Linked DNA regions of Homo sapiens: region 1 is linked to region 2. Evidence: read pairs that join two places in POLR2A ChIA-PET (ENCODE). Cell type or tissue: Caco-2. All regions are shown on one strand.

The links. ChIA-PET counts read pairs that join two places held together with the same protein. Peaks named below come from ENCODE experiments on the same cell type or tissue, not always from the same donor. Only the 100,000 strongest peaks of a DNase experiment are listed, where the experiment ranks them.
Region 1: POLR2A ChIA-PET joins it to region 2 with 7 read pairs; 4 of 35 experiments call an interaction of 5 or more read pairs at or near these places.

What each region holds. Positions count from the first base shown.
Region 1 is chr20:49,582,269-49,584,768 of GRCh38, forward strand. No RefSeq gene overlaps it. Among named protein-coding and RNA genes, the nearest start is that of PTGIS, 15 kb to the left of the region's middle. In Caco-2, a CTCF peak has its summit at 1,919; DNase peaks (open chromatin) are centred at 1,523 and 1,913.
Region 2 is chr20:49,286,063-49,288,562 of GRCh38, forward strand. All of the region lies in intron 3 of ZFAS1 (ZNFX1 antisense RNA 1), which reads left to right. Among named protein-coding and RNA genes, the nearest start is that of SNORD12, 6.6 kb to the left of the region's middle. RefSeq lists enhancers at 242-1,173, 1,174-2,105. In Caco-2, no CTCF peak of the experiment used is centred here; DNase peaks (open chromatin) are centred at 132, 594, 1,229 and 1,819.

The DNA of each region.
Region 1 (2,500 bases), 300 kb after region 2:
AAGCAATCTTATCTACCTTCTTGCAGGACTAGGATTGACAGATGACAAAAAAAAAAAAAAAAAAAGAGTTAAGGCACATCTGTAAAGCTAGAAATTGGAAGGCTGCTAGGGTTTGAATCCTGGCATGGCCATTCCCTAGCTATTAGGCTTAGTTTCCTGTGGCTGTTATAACAAATTGCCACAAACTCGATGGCTCAAAACAACAGAAGTTTATTCTCACACAGTTCTGGAGGCCAGAGGGTGAGCATCAGTTTCACTCAGCTGAAGTCAAGGTGTCAGCAGGGCCATGCTCCCACAGAGGCTCTGGGGGACAAATCACTCCATACCTCTTCCAGCTGCTGGTGGCTGCCAGCATTCCTTTGCTTGTAGCCACATCACTGCCATCTCTGCCTTGGTCTTCACGTTGTCTTCTTTTCTGTGTGTCTGTCCACCCTCCCTTGGTCTTCCTCTTACGAAGCATATGACATGCATGCTTTTAATACATGTGATAACATTTAGAGCCCAGCAAGATAATCCCAGATAATATCCTCATCACAAAATCCTTAATTTGATCATATTTGCAAAGACTTTACCATATAAGGTAACATTCACAGGCTCCTGGGATTAGGAGAACCTGATTTCTTAGAGGTCCACCATTCAGCCCACTGTACTAGCATGTGGCTCCAAGTGAGTGTCAACCTCACTGTGCCTCAGTTTCCTTATCTGTAAAATGACAGCAGCCACCTCACTGGGTAATTATGAAGATTTAATAAGTACTTAGAATGGTGACCAGCACATGATAAAAGCTTTGTAAATGTTAACCTTCAATAATATCAAGGGTCGGTCGGGCGCGGTGGCTCACACCTGTAATTCTAGCACTTTGGGAGGCAGAGGCGGGAAGATCGCTTGAGCCCAGGAATTTGAGACCAGCCTGGGCAACATGACAAAACCCAGTCTCTACAAAAACAAAAACAAAAACAAAAAACCTAGCCAGGCGTGGTGGCATGTGCCTGTAGTCCCAGCTACTTGAGGGGGCTGAGGCACAAGAATCTCTTGAACCCTGGAGGTTGAGGCTGCAGTGAGCTGAGTTTGCACCACTGCATTCCAGCCTGGGGGGCAGAGAGAGACTCTGTCTCTAAAAAAATAATAATAATAAGATTTGACTGTGACTGAAATTCGCACAAGAACAAATCCCTTCTCTGTCCTGTTTGCTCGCGCCTGTCTTCATAGCACCCACCATGGAGACTTGCACATAGTAGGTGCTCAGTAAATATTAAATGCACACATGCCACTATGTAGCTGTGTGGCTTCAAGCAAGTTGTTTCTCCTCTCTGGTCCTCAGTTTCCTTCTCCCTTCACGAAGAGCTTCTTGTAGGGAAAGTCCATTCCTCTTTCTGGGAGGGTGTGTCCCCATCAGGGGTAGAGGGTTCAGGGGTCAGGAGCCGGCCACAGCTGCTATCTCCCTGAGTCACCAAATTTCTCAACTTGAGGCCAAGTGTCTAAATATTGTGACTGAGCCAGTTAGAGATAAGATGTGGAAACATTGATTTGGCCCAAGCAACTGCAGTCACGGTGCTGGAGCCAGACCTCCCTGGATCTTCTCAGCAGCATGAGTGAGTGTTTAGCACCTGCCAGGAACACAGGCTGCTGACCTGCAAACAGATGGGGAGGCCCAGATGCCTGGCTTGGCAGCAAGAGCCTGCCTTTGCCGTCTCTGTTTACACAGCCAGCATCCAGTCAAATCTCTGTGGCTCCAGTGGAGAAACTAAGGCCCAAAGGGAGTGAAGGATGTGTCGTCCAGGGTTACGCTGGGAGACTGCTATCCCATGAAGCTAAAACCCGCAAGTCCTAACTCCCAGCCCAGCACCTGTGGGAACCCACCAGGCCCAGGGAGAAGGAAGGCTGGCAGCGTGTCACAGGCAGGGAGCGTGCCTGAGCAAATGCTCAGGGGTGAAAGACCAGATGCAAGCTCAAACACTAGAGTGAATGGGAGAAAAGGCCACGTGTCCAGGACTTTGGACTCAATTCAGAGAATAAAAGGGAACCATCGATGGTTTTAGGAAGAAGAGCAGCAGGATCTGAGAGGCTTTTTCCAAGTGCTTATAGACCACCAGCATCAGAATCGCCTACGACAGGAGCTGGGGGAGGTTGTCAAAATGTGGGTTCCTGGGGTCCACCCTAGATGTGGCTCCCCATTGTAGCAGGCCCCCTCTGAGGGGATTCTGAAGCACACCCACTGTTTTAGTGAGTAGGAGATGCAGCTAACATCCCACTTATAAGGTCTAATCTCAGACAAACCTGGTTTCAAATCCCAGCTCTGCCACTTACTTGCTCTGTGATTTTAGGTCACTTACGACACCTCTCTGAGCCTGTTTTCTCTCCTCCGTAATGAAACAATCTTAGCATTTGCCTCAAAGGTTTGTTCTAAGGATTCAATAAGATAATGTAGGTAAAGTGCTCTACATAGATCCAGAGCCCTCCTAGTGCTCAAAAACACTGGTTTTTAGAGATTCCCTTGGGC
Region 2 (2,500 bases):
AGAGTTGGGGGCAATTCTTTGGAGGTGGAAAGGGGAAAGGGAAGTTCTGAGTATCCTTTTTACATTGTTCTATTTCATGCTGTAGGGCTTAAGTGTGTGGCTAGGGGGAACATGGGGTATTGATTCAGGATTATATGGGGGAGGGACTGATGAGTGGGGGGATCCTGTGTACCGGCTTGATGCATGGGGTTTGGCAGAGGCAAGTGGTCTGGTGGGTCCCATATGTTAGCAGGCTGTTCGGGGGTAGAGACCTTACTCCTTTCAGAGGAGTTGGCTTCTGGCTTGCTTCCTGTAGTTATGTTTAGTCCTTTCACTATCCTTTTAGCATGAGAACCTAGGGGACTGTCAGAGGGGATGTTACTGTCATTAATTTGATCCTTTCTATTTACTGTCTTTCTTGAGGTATTTTGCATAATGAAGGTTTGGTGTGAGGCCCAAAATTAGATTTATTGCCTTTCCTCATAGGCTCAACCTCCCTTACTGGAGATTTCTTGCCATTCCTTTCTCTAGAGGGTCAGCCCCTGGCTACTGGAGATTTCTTGCACTCTTCTCCTTTTGCTTCATCCTTCTCTGGCTGCTTCCCAGGAGGGAATATTTCAGGTCCTCCTTAGCATTGGTGTGTCAGTATAAGCCCCATGACAGGAATCCACCATAAGCTATACGAGGTGACCATGGAATCACAGATCCGGAATCATCGCTCGCTTCGCACTCAGTTGTGCGTCTCATTGACACACTTTCAACCTCTAAAATGCCCTGACCACCAAGGAAATACTTTGTCGCCCCTGTGACTTTTCTTAACTTGGTCTGTGCAGTTACCTGGTCACCGCAGTATGTGAGGATCCTTTCCGCCTGTGTTGCTGAGAGTCTGGGTTTATGTGTCACCTTGGGTGGGACCCAATCTCCTGTTTGTGAGGCCACCGCAAAGAGGTGGTGGGATGCCTCTCCTCAAGAGAGGTGATCGTGGGCTTCTCCTGAAGGAGAACGGTAATCCCAGATGAGCTCCCAAATTGTTGGCAATAAGAGCTCAGAGTTGCAAAGAAAATGATCTCCAAAAGATTTCTCAGCAAGGCAGATTTACTTCTGCAGAATGGTGCTGCTTGCACTCCTGGTCACAGTGAGAGCACCCCGAACAAAGGAGGTGAAGTGGTTTTTATCCCTAACACAGCTAGTTCCTGCTTCTGTGTTCTATCCCCATTGGCTAGAGTCCAATCTAAACTAGTCCTGATTGGCTATTTTAAACAGGAGGGGTGTGGGTTACAGCAGTGGGAAGAGCAGTTGCCACGAGCGAGGGAGACTTTTCCAGATAAGGAACAAATGCGGGTTACAGGTTGGGATTGGTGGGAGAAATGTTTACAGAATGGGTAATTAGGAGTGGGAAGGTATGAGGAAGTTGACCTTAAGAACAAAGAACAAGGAAGTTAAACTTTGAAGAGAAACCCATCATACCTAACAGTCTTGTAAGAAAGGATGACAAAGTGATTGAACATTGGGTGGAGCTAATTTTCCTTGGCCAATTCACTTAGTAAGATAAGGAGCTCCAAATCATATTTAAGTTGGGAGTCAATTGATTTTACTTAATTCTTGTGAGGTTCAGTTATAAGATTCATCATACTACTACCATGAGCCATCCTCAGCTCCTTGTTACATGGGCCTGTTAACATGGCAGCTTTGTCTATAAGCAAACCCAGGAGAGAAAGACATAGCAGAGATGGATGTTTGAAGTCTATACCTTCCACCCCCTTTAAAGAGAAAGTAACACCACTCCTTTTCTGTGTCCCTTGGGGACACTACCTCCATGTCTGGTCACATGGCTGGACTTTACAGCAGATAAGCATACTGTGGCCTGAGACCATGATTGTATGCTTTCCTTCTGCTGACCTTTACAATCCCTCAATAAATTGAGCTAACACAGGGAAGCTTTTTTACCAAATAACTGTGTTGCATCATCCTCCAGTTTGCCTGGTGTCCTTAATCAATGGAAGGGGAATAAGCAAACTGAGTTTTCTTACACCTTTTGAGTATAGTGTTTTTGCCATCATAGATGTGGCTCCTCATAATTCTCCAACTTTTATATTAAAAAACCAAAACCTCAAAAATTGTAGTTCATGTCAGTCAGTGATGACTCATCTTAGAAGTATTTTGTTTTTGGATGTGTGAATGTGCATAGTTCTTAAAGTCCAACATTCATGTAATAAGACATCTTGCATATAACAATGACCCTTACGTCTAAGATGTTAAATAGATCCTAAGCCTGGTATAACTTTATTCAAGTATCCTTATTTGCCCCTAAAATGTCTTTAATACACATTACTTGGGTTATTTCTTGAATGAACATACAGGTATCCCAATTTCTGTTTTTAAGAGAATGGGGTCTTGCTCTGTCACCCAGGCTGGAGTGCAGTGGTGCAGTCATGGCTTACTGCATCCATGATCCTCCTGCCTCAGCCTCCCAAGTAGATGGGACTGAAAGCACACACTGCCATCCCTGGCTAATGTTTTC